2 separate regions of the Homo sapiens genome follow, and region 2 is linked to region 1. Evidence: chromatin loops called from intact Hi-C (ENCODE). Cell type or tissue: MCF 10A. All regions are shown on one strand. Each heading gives the region's core, and the rest is flanking DNA. Links, peaks and the distances in the headings are about the cores only. Region 1 overlaps SPAG6 (sperm associated antigen 6). Region 2 overlaps DNAJC1 (DnaJ heat shock protein family (Hsp40) member C1).

Region 1 (15,602 bases), core at 3,108-11,107:
CAAGGGTTACAACCTAGCTTTCGCCTCGAGCTAGAGAGAGATGAGCCTGTGAGGGGGTTACACCGACTTCAAGGGGGAAACACCGTCTGATCCCTGCACTTGTACTAGCACTTACTGGGGGCTTAAAACTGAAACTGTCCTAATCATGTTCTGACCTCATAATATGCATGAATCCTCTCACGTAACCATCACCAAACAACCCCAGGATTTAAGTACATTTATGATCCCCATTTTCCACTTTATGGAACTGAAGTTCCACAGAAAAGTTACATAGCTTGCTGAAGTTCACACAGCTAGCAAGTTGTATAAGCTGTATTTGAGCCAGGCAGGTAGCTGGGGCTGGAGCAGAAGCTCCTTGGCTATGTGAAGCCAGTAGCTATGTACAAAGCCCTTTCATACACAAGAGCTCATTTGACCTTCACAACTTCTTTGTGATGAGGTCAGGAAATATTCTCCCCAATTTACACTAAGACAACGGGAAGCTAGAAATGTGTTATTGGAATTAATCACCTTTTAAAAAAAATATCTGAAAGAGACAGAGAGCAGGGCATGGATAGACACGTGGTAAGGAATGACTGGAGGGAAAACAAGGCTTAAAAAGCTTGAATCACAGAAAAAAAAAGTGCCCTGAACTTTAAATAGATTAAACACAAGCTGCATTGAAGGGAAGGGAGCTGGGGAACAGGCAGGGGAAGGTTATCCTGAGCACAGCAAGAATGAAAATCATACCAGTTCATGAGCCAGCAAGGGGTTTAATAATACTAGATAATAAACATTGAGAAAAATCACACCCATAGCATTTCCATTATTTGGAAGCTATCTACCTTCCTGAAATACTAACTCCTAGTCCATGTCACTGTTTAAGACTCATGCTGTTAATTTATGTCTGTTTATTTACATGACCTTTGTTAGTTTAGATAACAAGACCGGAAGTTGTGTACAAACCACTAAGATGAAGTTCCCACTGAGCAATAGGATTTTCACCTAGCTTTTAAATACCATCATGGTAATAAAGTTTGTACAAATACTTTTAGAATTTGTTCACATAGAACTAAAACAACATCCGTTAACCTCTGAACTTGTTGCTTGTTTTTTCGATCACATTTTTTTTTATTCTGAAATACTGTGAGTACAAAGGAACTTCACAAGAAACATGCATGTTCTGAGAAACTTACTTTTATAAAATGATTCATGCTAAACCCACTAGCACTCCATCTGTTTAAAAGTAGGAAAATAAAGAATCCTTTTGCTATGACTTATGACCTCCTCATTTATCGGATTTTGTTTAAGTCCAGTTTGACGGGTATCAGAACAGATGCATATATATTCTATACTTAGTTCACAATGTTTAGTTCTTTGGAATTTAAAATCAATATGCATCATCAACTATAAGGGAAATTCTTTTATCTACCGTAAATGACAGCATTCCCAAGTTGGATGAAATGTTACTTGGTAGCATAGGATTTATCATAAGAACCTTGTCTGTGTGGTATTCGTATTCAATTCAACATTTTTTAAATAAGTGTCCATCTAAATCCTCTCTCAAAAGTGAACACATTTCCTATAATCAGCCCTTCTTGACCTTCCTTGCCTTCTTCAAATACGTATTCTTTCCTTCTATAATTCTGTCCCATCAAAATCCTTCAGTGAGACCTGTAGCAACCAAACAGGTTTTCAGTATGTGATCTCAAATAGTTTTAAAAAAAATTGGAGGATTGTTCAGACTGAAATATTTTGGCTATGCCTCCAGGGGAAAAAAAAAAGGCACTCTTAATCCATGGTTATAACAACATTGTTCTGTTTTTTTTTTTAATTGCCAGTGTTGGCATGAATGAAATATAGGATGACTCATCCAATGAGAATTTGAATGCTGGCGTAAAACCATAGAGAAAATCCAGGTGAGTTGAAGGAGAAAGAGATCAGGGACTTGTGAAGAAAATGCAGTCAAAAAACAAAAAGAGAGTGTCTATGAATGCAGGAAAACAAACAGCAGGTTTGAACTCTAATAGTTAAATCCTGCTAAAGGCTACTGACATACGACACCAGGATGGGAGAAAAGCCAAAGGGTGAAAAGTTTCTAAGCTGACTATTAAATAGATGTAACTCACTGACGAGTGTGCCCATGTGGGATTTTAATTACTCAGACATCTGTTTGGCAAGTGTACTACTAAATAGGGATCAAATACAGAGATCAAATTACATGGGGCAGGGAGTGGAGATGACATTCATGAGTCAGAAAGGAGAGCTATCGGCCAGGGGAAAATCAATCCCGGCTTTACATCTCACCAACAGAGAAGCAATTATTTTAGATGTGGGGCTGGTTAGCATCCTAGGTCATGAATTTAATTAAATAACCCTCGAGTGGCAGAAAACAGAACAAACCACTGTATTTAACTGTCAGTAAGACATGCTGCAAATAAATGGTCCAAATTCCTCCTTTTTTCCTTCCCTCCTCCCACATAGATTTGTTGTAGTTTTTCTTAAATTCACAACTCTCTTCCCTTTCCTAATGTAGCCTTCTCAGTGGCATCCAATAAATTCATTTACATACATGGCTTGAATCAGAGGCAGGGTTTGTCTCCAAAATTCCCACAATGGGATACTTGGGAAGGGGCAGGAGGGGAGAAAGGCACGAATTAAATCACCATTTGAATTCCTTCCTTAGGTTCAATAAAAAGGCTAATAATTCACAGAAATATCCTGGGATCAAAGAGAAGACCCTGTGGCCTCATTGGACATTAGTAGGTGCCTTGGAAGAAGCAGAGGCAGGAGACACAAAGGACTTCAAGTGATTGGAACAAGAACTGTAGAAGACATACCTAAGCACAGGAGAGGGGAAAGAGAGCGTTCAATTGCTTTTGAAATGAGTATTTAAAAACCAGCCTCACTCAGGGTGGCCCCTTGCAGTCCTCTGCTGAGTCAACTCTCTGCTTGGCAGCCTCTTGTCCATAGCTGACTCAGGGCAGAAAGGTGATTGATTGCCTTAAGAGCCTTCCCCTGACCTCTCCACTCGGCTCTCCTTCCTCCACCCCACCATTCTTCCAGAGCCCAGCTCAGATCCACAGGTTTCTCCAAAATGCCTTTCTTCCATTTGCAGATAACAAAAACCAGTTGGAAAGAATATAGGTAAAAGAGTAAATTTACTGGAGGGAAGCGTCTTACAAGGAAGAGTTGAACAACTTAACCTCCCTCAGGGAGAAGTAGCCCAGGGCAGTTCCCAGGACCTCAGAGGCTGAAAATCACAAGTGCCTCCAAAGGGTTCGCTGCCATTAATGATTTAGCTACCAACTCCCAACCACTGTCTCTCTGCGCAAATCTAAAATTCCTGGGAGAATCTGATTGGCACATATACACATGCACTCACACACACACACACACACACACACACACACACGCACAGTATGTATTCAAGCTCAAGCTGTTAAATAAACTCAGAAAATCATCCTACAATGTGGCTCATTCCTTCTAAACTGGTCTTTTTGCTACCATTTTAAAGTTCTAAGAAGAACTACCTCAGATACCGTTAACCTGAGTTGAGCAGGTGTGGAGGATGGTAGAGCCAGATTCCCATGCCCAATGAAAACAAAGTGGCAGCGGTCCTGACAGAGTAGATCTTGAAAAGAGCTTTTTCTTACTTGGGCAAGCTACACTTTTAAAGTGTCTTGCCCAAATTCCCCTCAAGGGTTGCCAGCAACCAGGATGGCTCGTGGAACTTTGCAGCCTCATTCATTTATTCAATAATTATTTCTTGATCTCCTGCTGCGCACTAGGCAACTATGCTAAGTGTTGTGCTGGACACAAAGATGAATCAAGCATGGTTCCCGTTCTCATGGTGCATAAACATAGACCTGCATCTCTTGTGTGAGCAACAATCTTAAGGCCTTCTAAGAATAATTTTTCATATGAATACTGATTTTTAAATCCCCCCCCCCCCCGCCTTGGATGAGAAACCTAAAAATTGTGCCTGAACTGTGAGGCAAGGTCATTTGTTAAGGTTAAGATTTCACTCTTGGTATTCAGAGCCTTCATTAGGCTACATCAGATGAGAACTGAGATGGCTTCACAATTAACCACAGACAGGCATCATTTATTTTTACCATGTAACTTGGAGGGTATGATGGTGCTGGGTGTGGAACTACCTTTTGAAAAACCACTAATGTTTTCTTTCACCTCTGAACCAAATAGATAACTGAGCATAAGTTAATTTTTAAAAATTCTAGCCATTTACCTTACCTTCATTTGGGAGCACAATTGGGAAGATGCTTGGCAGCTAAGCTCCCAGAGGCAATACAGGAGCTTCTAATTAGCAAGGACTGCTAAGGCCACAGAGAGTCTACCCGGGCTATATATGCGAAGTGTCTGAACTTCTGGTTTGGATTCACATCTGAGAAAATTTGATGTTCTGGTTTGGTTGGATTCCAGTTTGAACCAGTTGCCTATGTGTTCTCAAATTTGGGGTGGGGGTGCTCAAATTATGGTGTCAATTTTAAGATTTAGCAAATTATTAAGACTCATTCTGGTTGTGGGTTGAGGATTTAATTCAGCTCATATTTGTGGTTAAGGATATAAAACGTGTGACCAAAAATCACAGCAGTTGGAGGATGGGTTTGTTGGCCCTTGGTCCTAAAGAGGAGATATGGGTGGAGCACTAGAGTATTATGGGCCACCCTTTGTGCTACTCAGATCCACTTGCCGCTTGGGGTAAGTTCATCCACCCAGTACTCGACAATTCCAGGATTCTCATTGGCCTTTATTACTGGGGAAACTTATAAGGTTAATCAGCAAACTATAGTCAGTGCAGCTGCAATAGATCTCAAGCCTGAGGTAACTGACATTTCACCCTTTTCTCTACCCTGTCCTCATTCTAGAATTGCCTCAGCCACTGCCAGCAGCCATGTGGTCTAGGCAGACTGTCTGATGGGGTGACCCAGACCCTTGACTCCAAGATTCTGAGTCCCTGGTCCCCATGTCTATCCCAGCCCTAGCTTCTGTTCTTGTCTGCTTACTGTTAAAACTAGATATGAGAGCATCAGGAAACATCCCATCAGATCACCTGTGTGCCAAACATTCTTCCCTGTGTTCTGTGACAAAGTTCTACCTCCTCCTGATGATCAGGGTCAATGGTCTTGCTAGTTTAGTGACTCTTTTTCCACTGGTCTCTTGGCATAAGGAGACTGAAGTGACTGAGTGGCAGCTGTAGTGTGAAGTACAATGGGACTTTGTGTCCACTGATGAAGTATTACCCCAGTGAAAGCCAAGAACACTTGACCCACAGAATCTAAAGTTTTGGGGACAGGAAGCACAAATTCCCCAAATGTACCACAGGAAATGACAGTAAGCAGAGCCATGCCTACTTCCCCCTTCTCCCTATAGTTTCTGGACCTATGTATTCTACCTACTGGGGACATAGCACCATATAATGGCATTGATTTAGGGTGGTATCTCAACCTTGTGGGGGTATGTTCTCCAAGCTGGAGCCTCAGTTGCATCTTTAAGAGGACAGTCCACCATTCTATCATACCAGTAGCTCAGGAATGGTGCAATATGTGTGATAGGACCAGTGGACTCTGACCCAAGGCAGTATCATATGGAATCTAATACCAGTGGATCAAGCATTCTTAAGTCCTTGGGTAGTGGTACTGGCTGAGGTCCTATGGATAGGAAAGGCAAATTCATGCCAGAATATACAACAATCCCAATCAAGATGAATTCTTGCCCTTTCCAGGGTGGAAGAAGTTGAAGTCAACTTACCTCCAAATGGTTGGTTGGTCTCTTTGAGGGATACTACATTGGGGTTTCTGTTATTGACAGGTTAGACATTTGGCAGCATCAGTGGCAGTAGCTGGATCAGATTTGGTGAATGGAAGTCCATGCTGTTGGATCTATTCATAGCCACCATCCCTGCTACCGTGGCTACTCACTCCATTCATGTGCCCATTATGCCAGCACTACAGTAGCCAACGAGAGAGGCTGCTTCATGCATGGCTGAGTCATGAATGTTGTTTGGTGCCTTTTGGTAGTGGCTGCTTTGATGTGCATTAATATATGACACAAAGTTCTTCACACCTTATATCCATACCAATCCTTCTGCTTCTAAGCCCCTGACCAAACTACCACCCCATTCACCACTGTCCATGAGCCTGCATATGTTCTTTACCTTGAACCACTCTTCTTTTCACACAAAGTGGATGACCAAGTGCATCCTGTGGAACTTTGCCTATTGGAAGGATTTCTCCCTCACCACCCTCTTTTAAGATCACCCTAAGTAGGGCTGTAGTGCAGCAGCATCCATTTTTGGCTTGCACTCTTATGCTGAGCCAGCCAGCTATGAATGAAGGTCAGCACTTTTCTTCCTCCATCAGCTGGTCACAAGGGACACCTCCTTGCAGCCGTGGTTATGAGCTGAGATAGTTGTGAACACCATAGTTATAAACACCAGTGCAACAGGAGTGGATGACATGCAGGTCTGGGCCACCAACTGGTACAACTTACTTGTGTCCTCTGGCCCAGCTCATGCCCAATCCTGTATCTGCCACTTCCATTTTGTGATAAATTGCCACCAGGCCCATCCAACTTTATAACTTGGTGGGTCTGACAGAGCCAGCTGATGATGAATATCTCAGGTTCCATAGTTACTTGATGTCTCAGGGTCAGGTGCTTCATTTCAATCAGGGCCCAGGGGTCTGCAAGAATTTCCTTTATTTATTTATTTTTTTGAGATAAGGTCTGTCTCTGATGTCCAGACTGGAATGCAGTGGTGTGATCATGGCTCACTGCATCCTTGGCCTCCAGGGCCCAAGTGATCCTCCCACCTCAGCCTCCCAAGCAGCTAGGACTACAGACACACATCACTACACTCAATATTTTTGTATTTTTTGTAGAGATGAGTTCTCTCTAAGTTGCCAAAGCTGGTCTTGAACTCCTGGGCTCAAGCGATCCTCCTGCTTCGGCCTCCCAAAGTGCTGGGATTACAGGTGTGAGCCACCACAACCAGCCAAGAACTTTAGAATGGTATATTGTTGTTTACTACAGATAATATGGCCCTTCTCCAGAATCCTAGGGGGTCTATGCTGTGATTCTCTTATTGAGATTGATCACCAGCAACTATCCCCAGCATTCTTTCCCACCACAGATTCCTGTAATACCATAGGGTCTGTTGAAGGATATAGCAGGGCTTCTTGTACTGCTGTCGAGACCTACTACAGAGCTCCATCATCTGGTAAAAGGGTTGGAACAATATTCTGAAGTGCTGGAGAAATAATTACTAAATATACTTGCTCAGGTGCTTTAGGTTCTGTTGTCATAAAGATCATCCTCTCCTTCACCCAGTGGGTCCCAGATCTGAGATCTGACTCAGGTTTGGGAACTGAGCTAGTGACTGACTTTTTACCATGACAGCTGCCCTCAGCCTCATATTTTTATTTTAGAAATTGATACTTGTCGACTGCTCATTTATCTTGCCTCTAGGAAATTCTATTAAGCATTTTCATAGCTCTCTGTAGAATGGGCCCCTGGATGCCACATCAATCTTGCCACTCATTGCAAAAACTGTGCACACCTTGCTTCTGACAGTTAAGTCTTACTACTTGGCCTCTGTTATTTCAGGATCCTATCAGCCTTATTTCTGTTAAGGAGCCCAGTTCTGTAGTAGTGTCTCCTCCAGTCAACCCTGGCATAGACAAGAGTGCCTCCACTAAGATTCTCAGTGACTATAACCCTCTTAACAATGCATTTCTTATCATCTTACTGAAGAAAAATATGGGAAAACGTTGACATTCCCTTTGGCACTTTACTCGCTTGTATTGTTTGTATGACTTAAACTATACACGCAAACAGAAATAAAAAAACAGAACACTCAATATAGGTTACAATAGTTTTCATAGAGTTGGACTTCTTTATATCCAAAATGTGCTTTGGTTTTGCATACATACAATGTGGCCCCAAATTTGGTAAATGGTATGTCCTCCGGGACATACCATCAGCTGGTGGGTTTTCCATCCCCACATAGGCTATGTACTCCAGCATGCCCACCTCTCTGAGTCACTTGACACCTCTTCCAGTTGGCCCTGGCAATTATGGCATTTCCACTTCACTTGCCATGGGCTGTTGCTGCTTTCTCCAAGCTTCCAAGAGTCATCTTATCACCCTTGCCAGAGTGATAAATCCTGTGTCCTGGGAGAGTGCTCCCGTTATCAATAAACTCTCCTTTATCCAACTTTGGTCAGTCTTCTCCATGACTGTACAGCTAGCTATGAAAATGAGCCAAATATTTCCTTTTGTGTTCAAAATGGTACTATGATATCCCTTCATTAAGGACTGTCTGGCTAGAAGAGAGGGACACCTGTTATGTCCCAACCCAGGTTCTGAGATGAAGAAAATGAAGCCCAGAAGTGTCGCTTTCCGGAGATCTGCCATCTTGCAGTGATGATACATTATTAATATAATATTTTTTATTCAATTTTTAAAGTCAAGATGAAAAGGCCATATGGGTTATTCCAAAATGTGCTTTGGTTTTGCATACATACAATGTGGCCCCAAATTTGGTCTCACATACAGTGTTTATAAATGCAAGAATAATGGCTTAATTAGCATCTCTGCTAACTTAGATTGCAGGTTTTATTGCAGAGCACACTTTTCTGTGGGGGAAGGGGGAAGTGAGGGAAGTAGTGGGCAAAAATGTTTCCAGGTGTTGCAACAAAATGCTGATTCTTTTTATTGATATTAACTTTGACTCTGATTTTTTAAAATAAATTTCTTCATCCAGTATCATTGTTTATCTGAAACTCTTTTGGAAATCCATTACAAAAGTGAAAAGAAGAGTAGCAAATATGATTTATCAAGCACTTATGTGCATGGTCACACAGGTTGTGTACTTCACAAGGGCACCAGCACTTCTCAGGGGGCACAGTTCACATATTAGACATCACAGATTTCCATATTTATAAAGATAATTTTCCAGCAGATGGCAGTAAAGTGTGTTGCTCTAACAAAATAAGACTATTACAATAATTTCTGCCAGATGGAAATAAACTATCTTGAGGACTGGGCACCTTTTATATTATACAAAGATATATAGAGTAACGGTGGCACCATTTACTACATGCCACACCTTCTGCTGGCTCATCCTCATTTAATCCTCAGAATCTGATGTAGTGGGTGCTATTAGCAACTTGCCAAGGCCACTGACTGGGGTGGTAGTTTTGACATTCTTATACGGGTCTACTAAGGCCTAGAGACTTGAGGAGACTTGCTGTGGTCAGAGCTAGCGTGACCTAAGGTCAACCAGAAGCCTAGAGGCTCTTACTCTCAGTCCAACCTGCTGCTGGTTCTCCTGTGTGCTCATCACAGTGCTGGGTGACACTGGGGACTGAGAACAGGACACATTTCACTCATCTAAGTAAAAGGTCATCTTCAGTTAGTGAAGAAAAATATGGGAAAATGTTGACATTCCCTTTGGCACTTTACTCGCTTGTATTGTTTGTATGACTTAAACTATACATGCAGACAGAAATAAAAAAACAGAACACTCAATATAGGTTACAATAGTTTTCATAGAGTTGGACTTCTTTATATCCAAAAATACTTTGAGTAAATCATTTACTATCAGTAATGCATAAATTTTAGCAAGAGTGGGCCAGGCGCGGTGGCTCACGCCTGTAATCCCAGCACTTTGGGAGGCCGACGCGGGTGGATCACGAGGTCAGGAGATCCAGACCATCCTGGCTAACACGGTGAAACCCCATCTCTACTAAAAATACAAAAAAATTAGCCGGGCGTGATGGCATGCGCCTGTAGTCCCTGCTACTAGGGAGGCTGAGGCAGGAGAATGGCGTGAACCCAGGAGGCGGAGCTTGCAGTGAGCCGAGATCATACCACTACACTCCAGCCTGGGTGACAGAGCGAGACTCCATCTCAAAAAAAAACAAAAAAATTAGCGAGAGTGTATTACCACAAATTCTATATACGTGAGGAAATTTAGAGGCTTTATTTAATGTATAAATATCCATACCAAATCACTTTGCAATAATGATATATATTGATATAATATTCTTTATCCAGCATTCAGTTTAAATCTACTTCAGAAAATGTATCAATCATGAATAACAGAAGCCCATTTATAAATATTTTGTATTGACCTCTAACTTAATCCCCAAGGAAATATTTTTCCCTAAACCCACTAAAATTAAAAACAAAGTGAAAACTCTATCTTCCACGAAACAAGCAAACTGCAGTAACTTTTGTTTTTAATTTTAAAATAACATGTGTAGCATGAATACATTTTTCCGGAATTTTTCTAGCCGTACAAAGGTTTGGAGAGCTATTTGGAACTATCTCAGCTTGTTAATGACAATTCTGTTTTGGGTTGTGAGATCTGGAGTCATATTTTTGCTTCTTTCTTTATCCATTCATATACTGCCTAATTTTTTTTTAAAAATTAACTTATTGATACCTAAAAAACAATAAAACCCACCATTCTCTAAAGTAATATCACTGAATATGCATCTAATTTTATGGCCTACCAAGGCCTTGTAAAAACAAAACAATGTAAGTATTTATGTTACTAGAAAAATAAGTGCATGAACAAATTTAATTTTAAAAGTCAAAAGTCTCTTAAACAACTGGTAAATGTAATAATTATAGGACAGCCACTTGATCCTTTTAATCACCTGAAAGAAGCAGAAGAGCTACAAATCAACATTTTCTAAACAGTGAATTCTGTGGCAGAATAAGCCACAGTGTACATAAACCTCAACATTTGGTAGCACCTATCTTAATCAAAGAATTGGCTATTTGAAAACACAACAGAAAAATTCTTCATTCTTTCAAGGTTGGTTTCTAAACTTGACATCTGGGATGGGAGATGGGCCTCACCCAGGAATTTAAGGTCAGGGTTTATGTTAAGCAGGACCTCAAATCAAGTTTAGAAACAAGCAAACCTTTCATCCTTTCTTTAAGGAAAAGGGTTTTCTTTGAGAGGAAGGGGTTAGAAAAACAGGTCAATATCCTGTAAATATGGGGTTGTCATTTGTTTTTCCATACTACATTAAATATGCCTGCTTTGTGTTTAGTGTCTTGTGCGTATTCCACTGCCTCTGTCTCGGCAAATGTGTTTATATTAGAAAACTCCATGAGGGCAGGAAATGTAGGGGTTTTTTTAATCATAAATCATCTGGTTTGAACTACACTTATCTAAGAGTGTGGGGCCTGGGGAATATTGCACAATTGCTGGCTAAAATATGTAATCTGTCATTGACTATTAGGTTTTCCATTAATCACATGTCGAGTTTGTATAAAATGGATTTGTTTATAACATTGTTATTTTCACCATTGCAGGTTATTTTCATAAGCTTCTTATGAGTAAGCTGAGCAACTATTATCACCCTTACTATAATACTTAACAGAGAGAGACTAGAACCTATGTTTCCAACATCTCTTTTCAGGTACCACTGATTTCACCTATTTCCACAACAGGTGAAAGGACTGAATCTATAATAATAAGGTCCAAGTAATTCTATTCCTGAACTGAAGTCCTAAAAATAGTTGTTCATGTAAGTTGAGAATTCCTAAGAACAGGGGAATTTTAAATAAACTCCTGGGGCTGGGGGTGGGTAGGGAGCAGTGGGACAGGGGTTTGCACAGGGAATTAGAATTGACAAAATTCAAATGAGGGGTGAAAAATATCAGTGAATTATCATTAATAACAGACATTATTTTTGCCCTATGACAAATGAAAAAGATTTTGTTTTTATATATATTTTTTAAATCTCACAACATACTTTTCAAAAAGTAAAGCTTCATTTTGTTTAAAGAGTTTTATGTCAAGAAACATTTCATAGCATAAATTTTCCACAATGCATATGATCAAATTATAACACCCATCTGAACACTATTAAGTATTTTATTACTTTGTTTAGTGCTGTTTGATAAGTATGAAATTATCTATGAAGTGAAAATTTTCAACTAGGAAATTTGACATTCCAACAATATCTGAGGTGGTTTTAACCCAGATAAACTAATTTCTGTCATTACCAACACATCTAAGAAAAACAGCCCTAATGAAGAAAGATAAAAACTACTTTTATTTTCTCCAATTAAAAGATTCATAAGACAAGCTGTGTAGGCATGAAAGAAAGAAAGGAAAGCTACAAAACTGGGAATACAAATTACATTTTCCTATTCAACAGGTCAAAGAAATTGCTGCAAGGAAACAAAACAGGCCCAAGGAAGTATTAAAAAAAAATGAAATAACCAACAATCTTAGCCGGATATAAGGCAAAACAAAATGAGGTAATCTCGGGTATTATGAAGTTTTAAAAGACACAACAAAGTTATGCACTGTTAGGAAATAATGATGACAGAGATGAATCCAGAAAATACAAAAAACAAACGGGTAGCTCCTTTTGCATGAAAAAAATAAAAAAAGAGAGAGAGAGTCAAAGAAGGAAACCTGAAAACAGAGTCAGACTGGAAACACTGTGGCCTAGGGGCTGTGTGGGTTATCATTCACCTCCTCCAGGAGAGAGCAGCAGAAGTAACATCCCTTTAAAGCAAAAGACACATACACAGCAACTAACCAAGACCCATAAATCCAATCACATATTCCCCAAGGTCAGCAACACACTGGATAGGAAAAATGAAAAGGACAATTCTAATGCTGTTTTTATTTAAAATTTTATTGAAACCCTCTTTCACCCGTTTACCACTTCCTAAGTAAAAATGCATGTAAACTCTGAGCCTGATGGTATTAGCTTCAAACTATTCCTTAAATACCTGAAAATGTGACTTTTGAAACTTGGGAAAGTGACGTTAGGACAAGGATCCATTTTACATGCCTGCTTCTTTGTTCATTCATGAGCAGAGCTAGACTAAGAAACCTTTCAATGAGAGGGAGAGCATGTATGCAGGAGTATAACTCTCTATTCTGAATTCTACCCTCGCTGGGCCCATGAAAGGTAAGGAACACTTTAGATAGGGTGGGGAAGGAGGTTTGGAAAACTTGTGATAAAGAGGAGTAAATTTTTCCTAAATTCTTAGTAAAACCTAACAGGTTACCCACAGAGTCCGTGTCTTAAGTTAATGCACTTATATAACTAGCATCAGAGTCTCCTTCAAGTGCCCTGTATATCTGTCATCAGTTTCCTCCTTCAAAGATTTCTCTTGTGTATACTACTATATAGTTAGCAAGGCCAGCTTTCCTTGCCTATGCCTATGACAAATTGGCTAGAATAATTTAGGGTTTTTGAATGCCATCTCTTAACTATATCTCATTGGAGGTGTCTGCATGTACGAGTGTGTGTGGTTTTTAACAGAATAACAAAATGCCTTAAGGCCCTTTAACGTGTTTTTAAAATCTACCTGTAGAACAAATCCTATGCATGCGAATGACCATGAATAGTTCCTCACATATTCAAGCTACGAATGTTTAAAGTATTACATAAATTTAGAAAATATTATCTAAAGGTATTTCCCATTAAATAAATCTAGAATATACTTAGTTCAAATATTTAGAAGGATTTAATTACTGTTACTCAAAACTACTCTGCTGTGAATTTGAGTATCACAATATAACTTTGCTCAGTTATTAAGTGGTTGATAGCTGTCCACCCTCTGCAGAAGTGTATCTGAATATCCAGGGGAATAATACCTGAAAAAGAAAATACACTATTAAATGCTGGTGAAACGATCAACACAGCAGGCACATAAGATTCAATATAGGGGATTTATCTGAAATAATCCTGTGAGTGAAATCTCAAATACACTCTGAATAATTATGCTCCAGTAATGCTTTGTGCATAAAGTTAGAGGCTATCCAGGAGGAAAATACGAATTCATAAAACTGTGCTACAGAAGTAGCAAAACATTTAAGGGATATAAATGTAATGGCAAAGGGGACATTTTCCAAACAAGAATCTTCAATCCACTGACAATATTTTATTACAGAGACTTCATTTTAATCACATCAAGTGGCTAATGTTGCTTTAAGGATCCTAGCTAATAGATTTTTTTTTTCATAAGTTAGACTACACAGTCTATTGTTACTAATCAACTTCTGCATTCTAACTGCCTTAGAGATCATTCTCAGCATGGGTTTTAATCAGATCTGGTCACCTAGGAAAACAAAAATTTCTGGAAGTATAATTCATATTGAAAAACTATTTAATAAAATATAATTTAGTATTGAAAAACTATTTACAAATACTTGTATCATAGAAACCTAGGAAATTAATCATTTTTACTATTAATAGTTCTTGGGCATCTATAGTACTATACATTTACATTCATAAATTGAACATTTTATACAAGATTTAGTATAAAAGTATTAAATATGTTGATCAGTGCATTGTGAGATGCTTAATACGTCATGGAAATAACTTACATGCAGATAAATGAATGTCAAATAAAATTTAGCAGGCATTCTAGAATAATTTTTTAAATCTATGGAAGTATAATTCAAAAATTCTCAAAACACTCAAAATAATTAAGCTTCTGAAGGCATTTTCTCCAGATAAAACCTAATATTAGAGACTTGCTTTGCCTTTTGTTAGTTATCTTTATCTATGCCCAGATGCTTGACCTAAAAACTCATAATTTATATTACACTAAAATTCCTTCCACAATTTATCAAGCTAAGGTGGACCAAAAAATACAGCCATATTTTCTTAGTAGTGAGTAGTGTGCTTACAGGCATCCATAGTTAAACAGCTACTTATGTACACACCCAAAAAGCTACCTTAAAGAATGTTTCTCCCCTAACAGCCTCTTACTCTTGAAAAAATTGTCTTTCAACAGTGGGTTTCTTCGAAGTATTCTTACACTGAGAAATTCACAACTGCTTCTTCTCTGAGTTAGTCAAAAATTTTAAAGCAGGCTTTACCTTCCTAGGCCTTCAAATGTATCGGACACCAGATAATATGAATTCAAGAGGTAGATTTTTAAATATCTTTAAAATTTTAACCTTTTAATTTAAATATTAATAAATTTTATATTTTAATGTAATAAATATTTAATTTACCATATTAACATATTAATATTTTACTTATTTAATAATATAGTATTCTTAGTATTGATATAATGATGTTATCATTGATATTAGATTAATAATAATTGTTATTACCATGTTAAATATGGGAGCCACCAGCTATATGTAGACTGAATGGGAGCCACCAGCTACTGAGGACTAGAAAAATGGCTGGTATGGGCCGGGTGCAGTGGCCCACACCTGTAATCCCAGCACTTTGGGAGGCTGAGGAGGGTGGAACACCTGAGGTCAGGAGTTCAAGACCAGCCTGACCAACATGGCGAAACCTCGTCCGTGCTAAAAATACAAAATTAGCTGGGCATGGTGGCGCATGCCTGTAATCCCAGCTACTCAGGAGGCTGAGGCAGGAGAATTGCTTGAACCCCAGAGGTGGCAGTTGCAGTGAGCCGAGATCACGCCATTGAACTCCAGTCTGGGCAACAAGAGTGAAACTCCGTCTCAAAAAAATTAATTAATTTAAGAAAATGGCTAGTATGTCTGTATTTAGATTACATAAAATTTGCAAGTGGTTCCAAACATATCTAAAAGTTTTCCAATAACTGAATCAAGTGTCAGTTTATAA
Region 2 (15,602 bases), core at 3,640-11,639, 430 kb after region 1:
TGGGGTTTCGCCATGTTGGTCAGGCCGATCTTGCACTCCTGACCTCAGGTGATCCACCCACCTCGGCCTCCCAAAGTGTTGGGATTACAGGCGTGAACCACTGCGCCCAGCCTCTATATTTCTTTTAATTGTCTTTTGGGACCATGACTTTCCTTATCCTTTGTATACAGTAATTCTAGCCAACAGTAAACACTTCATATTCATTTAAAAAAATCTGTGAATTGAAATAATGACAAGCTAAATTATCTTAAATTTTGTAGTATTTACTTTATGCTGAAGTCAAGATTTGTCTTCATGGTGCCAGTCAGTCATTACAGACTTCTATTTATGTAGCTAGAAAATGTGCTTCATTCTCTTTCTCTCGTGTTTTATAACTAAATCCTTATATTCAAATGAATGCTGAAACTTGGTTAACAGAAGAAAAGCAGAAGAACAGGGATGTGCTTATAAAATATTTGGATTTTAATTTTTAGATAGGAATTAATAAACCTTTTAAGCTCATTCGGCCTGTATTTTCAAATGTACAGATTAGCTAGCCTGTTTAGAGGAGGGACAATTATTGCCCATTCATCCGTGCCCCATGGTTGGGAGGAACTTCCCTAAAAAAACACCACTGATCACTAGACCCATCTCTAACATCTTACCATGGCGGTGTGAGTTACCTTACTGGAGGGTGATTGCCTTTGCTCTGTTTTGCTTGATTAGGAAGAGCTGATCAGTCAGAAAGCTATGAGTAGTGGGAATCAGTCTCTTTGCACCTCTCTGCCCAGACCAGTAAGGCAATTATCCTAACCAGACTTACCCTTGAGCATACTGTCTCAAAGTCTAGAATGTAGAGGAGAGGGCACAAATTGCTAGCAAGCCCATTTGGCCATCACATTTAACCTGTATTCTTCAATAGCTGTATCAGTTATAAAGGTTCATCTCTTGTCTGCCCGACTCCTGTGTCCACTCAGTTTTTTGGATGGGAAAAACCAGTTAATGGGGCCTCCCTAAAGCCCATCACAGTCCTTTTTAGAAATGAAGATGATGATTTCATTCATGAATGATGGTGAATTTGTACTGTGATTATCAATTTTGTCCAGTGATTCTTGCAGTGGAATCCACTGAGCTTGTGGTGTTGAGTGTAGTTCAGTCTTTCTCTGTGGAGTCTATTCCTTTGTACATGTGTGTTGTGTAATAATAGCTTCCCCATTTTTATTGTAGAATCCAATTTTTTTTAATTTGGAGAAAGAGATACACAGAATCTAGAATGGTAGATAACCTTTCAGTCATTTATATTTCTGATGTAGGCATGCATAGCGTTAGAGCTGAATAAGTACTTGTTTAATTGTATACATCTTTGCATCAGATAGAATTATCATAAAATTAGTTTTCTTATGTACACACTCTTTTTGTGATATGTATAGTTTAGTGGAAGATGCCTGAGCCAATTTTATGGGATAAAGCAAGTCTATTGTGAAAATTTTGCCACATATAATCTAGAGCTGATGGAACAGAGACTTTCTTTTAGTTTTAAGTTTCCTTTTTCCTTTTATGCTATTCTCAGTTTTTTCTTTACACTAATTATGAGAACACTCTTAGAATATTGTATCTTTTGTTATTCATAGACAATAGCCTAAGTTGAACTGGGAAAGTGGAATGGCTTCTGCTATTACAATTATTCCTAGAAATATATTCTAAAACGTTATATGGGTTACCAGTTTACCTAGTGATTGGTTTAATGTGGTTAATTTCACAATCATATTTTGTTCAATGTTGAGAATAAAACAGAGGTTGAGGTTATTTGACTTGATTGCTGAGAGGAGAATTTATATGGCAGTTGTAAGTAATGCCAATAAAAGTTGTTTGATAAAATGCCTAGTGTCTGTAATAAACCTTTTCTCAGCTTTGTTATGCTCTCTCTCAGTGAACTGCTTATTCCATAAATGGTACTATGTGACTTTCAGAACTGTTTTCCACTGTGGGCATTATTGGGTCTGTTTAGACAGTAATGATACCAGTTAATTCCACCTAGTTGAAAACAATTCCAAAGCCTTTCTTACAGAGTTATACAAAAATAAAGGAAAGGAATTGCAGTGGAAAGAGAGATTTCTGATTGGATGAAGCAGGACCCTAGATCATTTTATAATGAAGTCACAGTCATATTTTCAAAAATCTTTATTTTCATCAAAACACTTAATTGTAAAAGATGGGCCCTATACTAATGAATGTAAAAATATGATTACATGTTTTAAATAACAGCATAGTATTTCATTTTAAGAACTGAATAGTTGATATTTGAGTATTACTTATATTTACTGAAATTTTTTGTCTAAGCGTGTCATAAGGACCTAATTAGAAATTTAATCTAGAATTTATGTTTCATTTCCCATCTTATGTAATACTAAATTAAGCAAGGTGAGGATTCATTCACCATATTTGATAAGTGTTTCTGATTACATCATCCAGCAACTGAAATCTCACATGTAACCAGGCATATTGCAAAAGCAAGGGCATGCCACGTTCTACATTTTTGTTAGAATATGTGTATAAAACAGTATACTTCATTATCAGATGGATGCCTGTTTTATTGCTACTGAGGCAGTAGGCATTAAGCTCTGTGCAGCTACACAGTTAACTAATATATTTGAGTTGCTTAATATTAAAGCTAATAATCTAAGATCAAGAATTAAAGGACATGCCATAGTATATGCAGCAGTGTTAAAATGGAGAAGAGCAACGTTAAGATGCCACTAAGAGCAAATACTAGAATTCTAAAATGACGTAATTTCCTTGGTTAAACACATTCTGGAATACATACAACTCCTGGTTATAGAAGGAAATAGAATTTTAAACTGTTACATGAAACTCAACTGTGGCCTGTATAGTGAGCAGTAGTCAAAATGAGTTATGACCAGAAAGAAAAAGATCATTGTTGCCATTTACTGGGAAAGTATGAATAGACCATGAAGAAATCTTAGGGTCCGTACACATGAGGAAGGTAGAAACTTCTTATTTCTAGTCAATACTTAAGGACTTTATTTATACCATTAAAACAGGTCAGGTTAAGGAATCTATTCCATGACCAACTGAATTTATACTTTAAAAAGAAACCTCTGACTTTTAGAAAATTTTTTTTAATTGCAAATCTTATTGGCAGTTATTTTCAATTACCACACTTTTCGTTAACAGATAAGATTACTATTTAGGTTCTTTTCTGACTTAAAGTGGTGCTTTGTATTGATAGTTGGTGATTAAGTTTGATTTGCGGAAGTTAACATGTATAAATATATATAATATATTAATATATAAGTATATATAATATAAATATATATAAAGTAGGAAGTCTGGAAATTGTGTTTTAATTATATCATACAATATTTCTTTATGGATCTTTTATATGTAGTAGGAAATAGACTTCTTGTGTGTTTTTTTGTTTGTTTGTTTTGAGACAGAGTCTCGCTTTGTCACCCAGGCTGGAGTGCAGTGGCGCGATCTCGGCTTACTGCAAGCTCTGCCTCCCGGATTCATGCCATTCTCCTGCCTCAGCCTCCCCAGTAGCTGGGACTACAGGCGCCCGCCACCATGCCTGTCTAATTTTTTTTTGTATTTTTAGTGGAGACGGGGTTTCACCGTGTTAGCCAGAATGGTCTTGATCTCCTGACCTCGTGATCCACCTGTCTCGGCCTCCCAAAGTGCTGGGATTACAGGTGTGAGCCACCGCGCCTGGCCAACTTCTTATGTTTAAAGCATTTTAGTTTAGACATTTGATAAAGTTCAAATGACAGCCATGTTGTGCAGTTCTATAGTAGTTTTACACAATCAATGAGTGACTTTTTATATCACACGTTTGGAAGTATATAAGATTTAACTTAAAGTAAATTAGATTGATTTTGCAAGTGTTTATTGTGGAAAGCTTCACAGTTTTTCAACATGCTGCTGTCTCTTAAAACATCACTGAAGCTTCTTGTTTTGAATTGCCTTCAAAGCTTGCTGCATATTCTTCACATTAGCCTCATTAGTAGTAAATCTTAAAGTTGGGTTTGATTTTTGGCTATAGCTAACAGTCATTTGGAGCTAAATTTGGTGACTAAATTAGGTTAGCAAGCTCGGATAAATACTTTGTATTGATAAAAAGATCTGAATATACATTTCATGTAATGCTGATAGACTGCCTTGAGGACTGTTCTCAAAGAAAAGTCCCAGAGAAGTTTTGAGTGATATTGACACAAAGTAATAAATCTGTAGCTTTACAAGGTAGTAGAAAGTATTAGAGCAAATGACTCTTGGACTACTTATTACTTCGTGGGTAGCAATTTTTTTAAAAAAAGTTTGCCCGCAGGATAAAAATGGGTAAAAAAAAAGTGATCTTAATTTTAGAGAAGTGGGAAAATATAGAGCTAGAAGAAAATATTTCAATTATCTGCCTGCTTTTAATATTAAAAACAAAGATCATGATAGTATTCATTATATATTTCTATAATAAAGCAAGTTAAAACCGAGTGGCAGAGGAATTAGAATAATGTTAGAGATAGAGGTAGTAGCTGAGAATACCACTGAGGAAGAAAGCAGGATACACATAGAAACGTATACAGAAAAAATGCATAAATACAAATATAAATGAAAATGGAGTAATATCTCCATCTTGTGGCCTTCTTTGGATATTGCTATTAAAAATGTTGAGGGGTTGTATTTTCACAACTGTAGGCATAAGTAAGAATAAAATATGAGACAGACGAAAACAAAATACGAGTCAGAGAGTTCTTGCAGTATTTTGCAGGGCCTTTTAAGACCGAGCTTCCCAATTGGTGTGCTGCAAGCATGCTGAGATAGTGATGCCCTGCCTTGAGCAGCCTTAACAGTTTCCTCCAGTGTGTCTTACAAATACAATTTTCTGTAACGTGCCATGGTATGAAAGAGGTTGGGAAAGCACTGCTAAGGCATGCAGTTCTGATGCTTTTCTTCCAGGGGAAAATTTATGAGCGAGAGGGTGCAGGTGTGTGTGCGTATGCATTTATATACTTATGTGTGTATAGTAAATATATTTATAAATTTATGAGTGTATAGGCTGAGTATATAAATTTATGAGTATAAAATGTTCAGCTTGTAAAGTATATATATATGGTAAATATAAAAGTATATATGTAAACATAAAATTGTTTTATAAAATGATTCTTATCAAAATGTTTCCTATACTAAAGATCCTTGTTTAGCTCTCGTAGAAACAAAAGTATTGTTAAAGTATGGCCGAGGGAATTTAGATAGAGACGAAATCAATAAGTCTTTGATTAATTAGCATTCTTTACTTGATTACTTAGCCTGGATGTCAGAATGGCCATTAAATGTTACCAAAGTTTACAATAACTCCAGAGTAATACTTTAATGATCTGTAACGATCCACTGTATGAAGAGGATACAGATGACTTTGAAATGTATAAATATTCAAATTCTGGGTAGCCTAAAGAAATATTTTGTGACACTAAGGGATAAGATAATATTTTACATATAAATCATGACTGACAGATATTTCAGATTTTTGACAGCTGACACACTTTTTCAAGCCATTGATCCCTTAGAGCAGCACTGTGCAATAGATATGTGATACAAAACACAGAGGTGATGTTAAATTTTCTAAAAGTCACATTTAAGAATGTAAAAAACAGATGAACTTAATTTTTTTTTTTTTGAAATGGAGTCTTGCTCTGTTGCTCAGGCTGGAGTGCAGTGGCACAATCTCTGCTCACTGCAACCTCGTTCTCCTGGGTTCAAGCGATTCTCCTGCCTCAGCCTCCCTAGTAGCTAGGATTACAGGAGTGCACCACCATGCCCAGCCTGAAATTAATTTTGATAATGTATTTTATTTAACCCAATATACTAAAATATTATTCCAACATGGAGTCACATTTTCAAAAATTACTATTATTTTTTGAGACAGAGTCTCGTTCTGTCGCCCAGGCTGGTGTGCGATGGCACGATCTCAGATCACTGCAACCTCCGCCTCCCGGATTCAAGCAATTCTCCTGTCTCAGCCTCCCAAGTAACTGGGACTACGGGCACATGCCACCACACCCAGCTAATTTTTGCATTTTTAGTAGAGACGGGGTTTCACCATATTGGTCAGGCTGGTCTCGAACTCCTGATGTCAGGCGATCCGCCAACCTTGGCCTCCCAGAGTGCTGGGATTACAGGCGTGAGCCACCATGTCCAGCCAAAAATTATTAATGAAGTATTTCACATTTTAATTTTTTGTACTAAGTCAGCAAAATCCGTGTATGTTTTACATTTATACTTCTAGCACACCTTAATTTGGAAGCCAAATTTTGATTGAAAATACTTGATCTGTATTGAGATTTCATAAGGCATATAGCTAACAGGTACATTCACGTACCCAAATCGTTATAAGCAAAACTTTCCAGTAACTCAGTAGAATATCAGTTTTTCAATTTAAATATAAATTAATTAAAATTTTGGTTTCTCATTTGTACTGGCACATTTTAAGTGCTTAAATATGCCTAATGCTTATTGGATAGCATACATTGGATAGCCTTAGGGAATTAACATTTCTGTATTGTGTAGATATAGCTAAATGTTTTTGGATAAAATCACTGATTATTGTTTTTCACTGACTATTGTTTCCATTTTGTTAGGGACATAGTTTGTAGTTTTCGTATTTTTTTAAACCCAGTGTAGCTTTTGTTGTTTTGTTTTTAGGTTGTTCCAATTGTGCTAGCTATCATATTCCTAGTTACTTATCTATAGTATACATTTTGACCATGCTTTGTTCTGTAAAGGCTATTGGTATAAAGTTCATGCTGTTCTAGGAACATTGGTTGTCTGAACTTCCATGCATAGGCTTGTCTGCTAAGGGTGGTTTCAGGTAATCACTTTAATTAAAGTTGGTCATTTACTTTTGCTAGCTCATCTATTATATTTTATAATTCTTTAAGTGTTATTTATTAACAGTATATTAGGTCGTTAGTGATATTTTGACCAGGAAATCACTGGAGTTCCTATTTTGTAGTTTTAGCTTTCAGGGTGCCCATTCTCCCTATTCTGAAACTCATACATCTTATATATTGCTAGCTATGAAATATTCACTATATTCTTTCCTGTCATCTATTTTGATTATTATAGTATCTTTAATTAAATGATTTAGAATAGAGATTGCTAGGTGCATTTCTATTTGTGTGCCAATCTGTTGGCTCTTTATAATACCAATCAGGGATTCTAACATCACCCTTTTTTACTAGCTGCCTCTGCTACCTTTTCATAACTCCTAATGAGTACACCTTTACTTTGAACTGAATGATTAATTAACGATCTTTTTGCCTTTACCTTTTGTAATTTCATAAATAGCTGAGAAAAAGAAGTAGATTTTACTGTTGACAGTTCTTACACATACTTAGCTCCTGTTATTTCAAATGGACTTGGTACATCCAGGAAATTGTACTGGTGTCCAAGATCTTAAACATTCTATGCTGAGGGAAAAACAACAACAAAACAAAAATTTTAAAACTGACAATAGAGTCCTGAAGTTGGTGGAGACCTCACGAGTTTCTCTTTCCTTATATAGGAGTCTCTTCTGTAGCACTCCCAGCAGATGGTCTTCTAGCCTGTTTGATGGTGTCTAACCATAGGGATTATGAAACAACCTGTTAAGTTTTTGTATAATACTACTCAGTGGAAATTTTATTCTTAAAGCCCAAATCATAATTCTTATCTACTTTCAACATGCTCACTGTCTTCTGGAGTACCCCTGAACATATACTTCTTCTAAATAATTTTTCTTTGTGCCTTAAAATAAAATGCACAAGGGAAATAATTATTTGTTGATTTTCTCCACACAGTAAGGCCTTTTTTTAAAAAAAATACATCCAAACTGAGGGGGCTACTTGTTTTCATTGTCTTTAGATATGTACCAAGGCCACCCTAAAGAAGATGCAAGCCACCATAGTTACAGTTGTCTTGGCACTGTATTAGGCATGATTTGTGGTTACTATATACAATTCCCAGGGTTTATCAAAGTCAGCAATAGGAAATTTATGGAAGATTGAAAAATAAGATGATTTCTTGTATGCCATCTTTGATAATAGAGGCCACAGAATAAACTTAATTAAAAATGTAGCCAGAAATTGCTATAGACTCTTGAAGCAGCACCCCGTGTATAGTTGTGCAGTTTGTGTATCTGCTTCAAACCTGTCATTGTGTTATAAAAATGTTTTAGACTTTGGCATTGTTAAGAATTGCACATAGGTGGTTAAACTGTGAAGTAAATAATTTCTCTTTGATAATTGAAATATTATGTTTCTGCGAGTGGAATTTTAATTTTCAGGCCCATCTTGAGTGTGAGTTTCTCTCTCCTCTCTCTTCACCTCTCCCTAGTGGCTTTATAGATGTTTTTACTCTTTTCTCTGAGACACCTAGGCAAGAACTAGGTCTTATATAGGTGGCTTAGGGCTCCCTCCTGAGGTTACATTGGGGCCATTGCAGATCCAGATACCAAGCCTGCAGGTCCCTTGGCCTGGTCTGGACTGTGGGGCTAAAACCATTGCCTCTTAACATCTCAGATACATAATGTTTTGTAAGTTGTAGCCTCAGGCAGTGTCCTTCTCACTTTCGCATTTTTTTTTCCCCACAGGCGGTGGATTGCCACTGCATCCCCTGATTTCAAGCAGCAAGCCTGGCTGTGATCCCAGGCCTTGGTAGAGTACTTTCAGTCCTCATCACTCTATGGGAGTCAGACTTCTGGTTTCGTCTGCCTACTTGTAGTCATGGAGCCCAGGAGGCTTATAGCTTAACCTCTGTTTATGGCTACAGGTTTTCTTTTGTTTTTGTCTACAGAGATGCTTAACAAGTTTTTGATCATGGCTATATGTTTATAATTTTCTCTCTTTAAATTTTAACATTGGTATATGTTTGGAATGGGGTTTCGGAGGAAGTCCCTCAAATACTTAGAGTGCAGTTTTCATGTTGGAACATTTTTAAAAGCTACATTTATTTTATAATATTATTTTTTAATGTTCATTTTCTTATTATCTGAGAACCTTTTGCCACTTATCATCCAGAACTATGGTCAGGTTGTTTATTCACAGTAATTTAAGAGGCTATTAGGCATTGAAAGAGACAGTCTACCATTCCATCCCTGTTCCTTTCTAGCAACTGTTCCCAGACTTTATTCAAGTCTGGGGGTAAAACAGTCAAGTAGCATTTCTAAAATAATCAAATCCCACGAGGTTTTGAATATAGTGATAAATAAGTCCATTATCTCAGAATGACATATATGTCCCTGTTATTGGAGATACCCAGAGGAGAGTCCTGAACTGTCGTGAAACTATTTAGAAAAATTTGCCAGGTGGGAAAAGAGATATTGAATCTTAGGTGCGTGTCAGAAAAACATGGGCTAGAGAAAATTAATCCTCCTAAAGTTAAATTATATGCAGATAATTTCATGTTGACCCTTTATAAATATATTTCACTCACAAACCTCTGAAGAAGACTTTCTGGGGTAAATAACATTTGTTTTCTTATAATCAGTCTTCAGAGATTCACAAAAGAAAACATAGGACAATGAGGCTAACCCTCACTAAAGACTGTTTTAATAATCAACTTAATGGACAATACTAAAATTTTAGAATTCATTGGATATTAGCTTCATAGAATTAAGCGTGATCCTTAATTGAAGCTTTAAGCAGTTTATAGAGTACACATTTGGAACATACTTTAAATGATATATTTTTAAGGAAAGAAATATGTAATTCAAATTTATAAGAGAAGATAAAGGGCCCTTTCATTTTGGAATCGTAGGATTTAGTCAGTTTTTGTATAATTTGAGGAGCACATCGATTTTTTAATTATTATTATATGCCTTTAATATTGAGTTGTTAATCTAAGAGGTCTTTTGAGGGTAACAACATGGAAAAGAACAGTAGTGTAATGATCTTTTAAAAAGACATTTTTACTTATAGGCAGCTGATGCCTTTCTAACATGGATAACAATACTCTGTACCAGTCCTCTGTGTTTTTGTGACACAATAGAATATGCACAGCTACTTAGATTATGTTAAGAAATTTTGATAATAAAGCCTGCTTTTCATGTTTGTTAATTCATTAGTTCTTTTTACAGTATTACTGTAAAATAGTAAAGAATGAGAAATAAATTCTAATAATAAGGAGTGTATTTGAGTAAATTATGACACATTCTTGGTGTGCTGTGAAATCAGTAGTAATATATGTGAAAACTACATAGCAACATGGAAAATACATACAATGTTAGTGAAAAAAAGCCAAATATCAAGTTGTATTCAGATTTTATTGTAATTTTGCAGGATTATATGTGCACAAGGGCAAGTCAGAAACATGGGCTAATGAGAAGAGTTTGAATTGTGGGACTGGTGGAATTCTATTTAGGGGCAAATATTTCACTTAGAGTTCTGCTAATATTACTAACATATATCCGTGTAGATTATATTACTTTGGAAAGAAGAGTGTTGTACAATTAAAACACATTGGATAAATTAACAAATGTTTTCATGTTTATGAGATAAATCATATGGATATTTTGAAGGCTTTAACCTATAATCTATTGAAGGTTATAAATGGGAAATTAAATGAGGTAATTTTTTTTCAAACAGCCTGGGTTAAATGAAGTAGATTTGTTGTCTATGATCAATAAAAGTGCTTGCAAATATACTTACAGTAAGCTGTGGGTATAATTCTACATTCTGGTAAACACCATGTTATCCTGACCAAGAAAGCTAACCTTGAGGATGAGACCACAGTTTAGTGCCTCTAATCTTTGTATTACACTTCTGAAAGCTTTTGTATATACTGTCTCTCTTTAATTCAAATATTGTAGATACTAATGAACAACCAACTATATTATTGTATTTACTCTTTAAATCCTCATAGTGCTTAAAGGTTTAGAGCTGTACTGTCCAGCACTATAGCCACATGTGGCTATAGAGCACTTGAAATGTGGCTAGACTAAGAACATTAAATTTTATATTGTATTTGATTTTAACTCACTTAAAATTTGAAAAGCTGAGGGAGTATAAAATGTTTTCCCATTAAACATAATTTTATTGTTTGGATAAGACTATATTTCATTTATTTCACTTTAACTATCAGAAATTTGGCTTCCGAATTGATATGTATTGTTAAAAACTATACATTGGGCTGGGCGTGGTGGCTCACACCTAATCCCAGCACTTTGGGTGGCCAAGGAGGGTGGATCACTTGAGGTCAGGAGTTTGAGACCAGCCTGGCCAACATGGTGAAACCCCGTCTCTACTAAAAATACAAAAAATTGTTGGGTGTGGTGGCAGCTGTCTATAAGCCCAACTACTCGGGAGGCTGAGGCAGGAGAATCGCTTGAACCTGGGAGGCGGAGTTTGCAGTGAGCTGAGATCGCGCCATTGCACTCCAGCCTGGGTGACAAGAGCAAGATTCTGTCTCAAGAAAAAAAACAAAAAAAACAAAAAATTTCCCAGCCAAAGTGTTAGCAAGCTGAATCTAGCAACATATAAAATGGATTAAACACCATGATCAAGTGGAATTTATCCCAGGAATGCAAGGTTGGTTTAGTACCTAAAAATTGATTAATATAATATTACATATTTATAGAATAAAGAACGAAAAATATGATCATCCCAGATAGAGAATAAAACTTTTGAAAGACTCAAACATTCATTAATGATGAAAACTCTCAACAAACTAGGAATAGAAGGTAATTTCCTCAACCTAATAAAGAGAATCCAAAAACCTATCTGAATAGACACCTTACCCAAGAAGATATACAAATGCTAATAAGCACATGAAAAGGTACTCAATAGTAGTAGTTATTAAAGAAATGCAAATTAAATCCATAAGGAGATAACATATTATGCCCACTAGCATAGCTGTAATTAACATGAAGGACAGTAAAAAGCACTGGTGAGGATGTGGAAAACCTGGAATACTTATGCATCGATGGTGGCAAGGTAAAATGCAACTACTTTGGAAAACAGTGTGGCAGTTGTTTTTTTGAGATGGAGTCTCGCTTTGTCACCCAGGCTGGAGTGCAGTGGCTCACTGCAAGCTCCGCCTCCCGGGTTCACGCCATTCTCCTGCCTCAGCCTCCCGAGTAGCTGGGACTACAGGCACCCGCCACCACACCCGGCTAATTTTTTGTATTTTTAGTAGAGACAGCGTTTCACCCTGTTAGCTAGGATGGTCTCCATCTCCTGACCTGGTGATCTGCCCGCCTCGGCTTCCCAGAGTGCTGGGATTACAGGCGTGAGCCACCGTGCCCGGCCGTGGCAGTTTTTTTTTTAATAAAAAAGTTAAACTTAACATTCATCTCAGTTCCTCCTAGGTATCCACAGAAGAGAAGTGAAAATATTTGTCCACACAAAGACTTGTACATGAGTGTTCATTGCAGCATTATTCATAATGTTAGCCAAAAATTGGAAACAATTCCAAATGCCTAGCCACCCTTGAATGGATGAACAAAATGTGGTGTATCCATTCAGTGCAATGCTATTTAATATTTGGTAGAAAAAGAAAGAACTTCTGGGATAAACCACAACATGGATGAATTCCAAGAACATTATGTTAAGTGAAAGGATTCAGACTCAAAACAACTACATGTATGATTTCGGTTATTTGAACTGTCCAGAAAAGGCAAATAATATATAGAGATGGAAAGCAGGTGGCTGGGCACGGTGGCACACGCCTGTAATCCCAGCACTTTGGGAGGCTGAGGTGGGTGGATCACTTGATGTCAGGAGTTCGGGATCAGCCTGGCCAACATGGTGAAACCCCACCTCTGCTAAAAATACGAAATTAGCTGAGTGCTGTGGTGCATGCCTGTGATCCCAGTTACTCGGGAGGCTGAGGCAGGAGAATCGTTTGAACCTGGGAGGCAGAGGTTGCAGTGAGCCAAGATCGTGCCCCTGCACTCCAGCCTGGGCAACAGAGTGAGACTCCATTTCAAAAAAAAAAAAAAAAAAAGCAGGGTAGTGGTTTGTCTGGGGATGGGGATTGATTGCACACGGATGGGAGAGATCTCTGTAGGATGATAGAAATATTCTAAGGTGGGATTTTGGTGATGGTTGCACAACTCTATAAATTTATTAAAATGAATTATACTCTTATAATGGGTGGATTTTATGTTATGTAAATGTACCTCAACCAAGCTGTTGGAAAAATAAGACGTTATTTTATGGGAAATTTTCAGAATTTTCTAAATTGAGTCTTATTTGATAGATTAGTCTGTAAAAGAACTTAAATTGTGAATTATGATATATCTGAGCATTTAAACATTTTCACTCTTTGGCCTCTTCATACATACACATGCACACACAGACACAACTGTGTGTAAACTGAGTACACAAGGTTATTTCTACTGTTGCATCTATGCTGTCAGAACTTGGTCTCACTATGTTTTTAGTTTTGATATTCATTAAAATGTAATTTCTTTAGTGTACAGTGTCTTAAAGACTTGTTAATATGTTTATGTCTTTTGATTAGATTTTATACTTTCTAGAAAAGTTCCCAAATAATAATGCTGAAAGCTGAAATTTCAGAAGAAAAAATGATTTTAAATATATATGGCAGACTAATCACCTATCCATTCTCCTTTTAGTAGAACTCCTATGTTATTGGATATTGGGGTTTAAAAAGTACATTTTTCTGCCTTCTTTACAGGTAGTGGTGGCAGATGAGCAGAAGACATGGGTTGGGCTTCTGGTAAAGCTCTTAAAGGGTGACACACCATTTTACCCTTGTTTATTCCTTCTTTTCTGTTCACTGGGATTGGATGAGATGTATGTAGCTACTGTACCAGATATCTTGCAACTTGAAGTGACCTTCAGAAGCTAAGAGGAGAGACATAGTAGTGGCCTGGGTCCTTGTGACCATAACTGCCCCTGGAACTGCTTTACTTCTATTCTTCTTGTATGTAAGAGAAAAATAGACTTCTATCATTTTTTAAGCTGTTATTTGGGGTCTCTGTTTATAAGCAGCCAGTTTCTGATATACCGTTCTTACCTACCTGTATGAGGGGTTGTTCTTTAAGTAATTTTTCTATTAAAATTTTTTATGTAAAAGCAAAGAAAAAGTAAATTTAAAAACATTAGAAGAAAACCACTTTTGATATTTTTGTCTATAGAATTTCAGGTTTTTAATCTTCATATATCTTTTTTATTGGCCTCAGTAACTGCTCATACTGTTAACTGCACCTAAAATTTCTTTTGACTCCTTATGTGAGTTGTGAGTACAGTATGTAAACTGCTTTTTTGTTTTTTATTGTAGTAAAATATACATAATGTAAAATTTACCATTTTAACTGCTTTAAAGTATAAAAACCAGTGACACTAAGTACATTCACAACATTGTGCAACCATCTTCATTATTCATTTCTAATACTTTTCCGTCATCCCAAACAGAAACTCTGCACCGATTAAACAACTTACCGTTCTTTCCTCCCCACCAGCTCCTGGTAACCTCTCATCTACTTTCCTTTTTTTTTTTTTTTTTTGAGACAGAATCTCGCTCTGTTGCCCCGGCTGGAATGTAGTGGTGCAATCTCTGCTCACTGCAGCCTCTGCCTCCCAGGTTCAAGTCATTCTTGTGCCTCAGCCTCCCCAGTAGCTGGGATTTACAGGCGAGTGCCACCACACCCGGCTAATTTTTGTATTTTTAGTGGAGACAGGTCTTCGTTTGACAGGCTGGTCTCGAACTCCTGGCCTCAAGTGATCTGCCTGCCTTGGCTTCCCAAAGTGCTGGTATTACAGGTGTGAGCCACTGCATCCAGCCCCTCTAATCTACTTGCTTACTCTTGAATTTGCCTGTTATAAGCACTAGATATAAATGGAGTCATATAATATTTGCCCTTTTGTGTCTGGCTTATTTCACTTGTCTTCATAATGTCTTCAGGTTTCATTCATGTTGTAGTATATCTCAAATTTTCATTCTTTTTTAAGGCTGAATAATATTCCATTGCGTGTATATACCACTTTTATTTATCCGTTTATCTATTTTTGGACATTTAGGTTTTCAGCTTTGGCTATTGTGAATAATGCTGCTATGACCATTGGTATACAAGTATCTGTTTGAGCCCCTGCTTTCAATTCTTTTAGGTATATACCTAGAGGAAGAATTGCTGGATCATATAGTAATTCTATATTTAACTTCCTTTGTTTTTGAGACAGAGTCTTCCTCTCTTGCCCAGGCTGGAGTTGAGTGGCATGATCATAACTTGCTGCAGCCCCAAACTCCCAGGCTCAAGCAGTCCTCCTGCCTCAGACTCCCAAGTAGCTGGGATTATAGATGTGCGCCATCATGCCTGGCTAATTTTTTAAAAAAATTTTTGTAGAGAAAGGGTCACAATTTGTTGCCCAGGCAGTATTTAACTTTTTGAGGAACCACCAAATTGTTTTTCATAGCTGCTGTGCCATTTTACATTCCTACCAGCAATGTACAAGAGTTCTAATTTCTCCACATCCTCGTCAGTACTTAGTTTTTACTTTTTTTTTTTTTTTATGATAGCTATCCTAATAGGTGAGAGGTAGTAACTGTTGTGGTTTTGATTTGCATTTCCCTAGTGACTACTGTTATTGAGCATCTTTTCATGTGGGTTA

Evidence for each region. Hi-C counts contacts between places; a loop is a spot of excess contacts. Peaks named below come from ENCODE experiments on the same cell type or tissue, not always from the same donor. Only the 100,000 strongest peaks of a DNase experiment are listed, where the experiment ranks them.
Region 2: a loop joins it to region 1, with 7 times the contacts of the local background. A loop is called at or near these places in 18 of 110 quality-filtered maps.

Annotation. Positions count from the first base shown.
Region 1 is chr10:22,414,662-22,430,263 of GRCh38, reverse strand. SPAG6 (sperm associated antigen 6) reads right to left here. Exons shown (of 11, transcript NM_012443.4): 11 at 12,654-13,645. The coding sequence ends at 13,576. Among named protein-coding and RNA genes, the nearest start is that of LINC03027, 15 kb to the left of the region's middle. In MCF 10A, for the core only: no CTCF peak of the experiment used is centred there; no DNase peak of the experiment used is centred there.
Region 2 is chr10:21,982,619-21,998,220 of GRCh38, reverse strand. All of the region lies in intron 1 of DNAJC1 (DnaJ heat shock protein family (Hsp40) member C1), which reads left to right. Among named protein-coding and RNA genes, the nearest start is that of DNAJC1, 13 kb to the left of the region's middle. RefSeq lists an enhancer at 8,527-8,676. In MCF 10A, for the core only: CTCF peaks have their summits at 4,452, 4,672 (motif pointing left) and 8,438; a DNase peak (open chromatin) is centred at 8,460.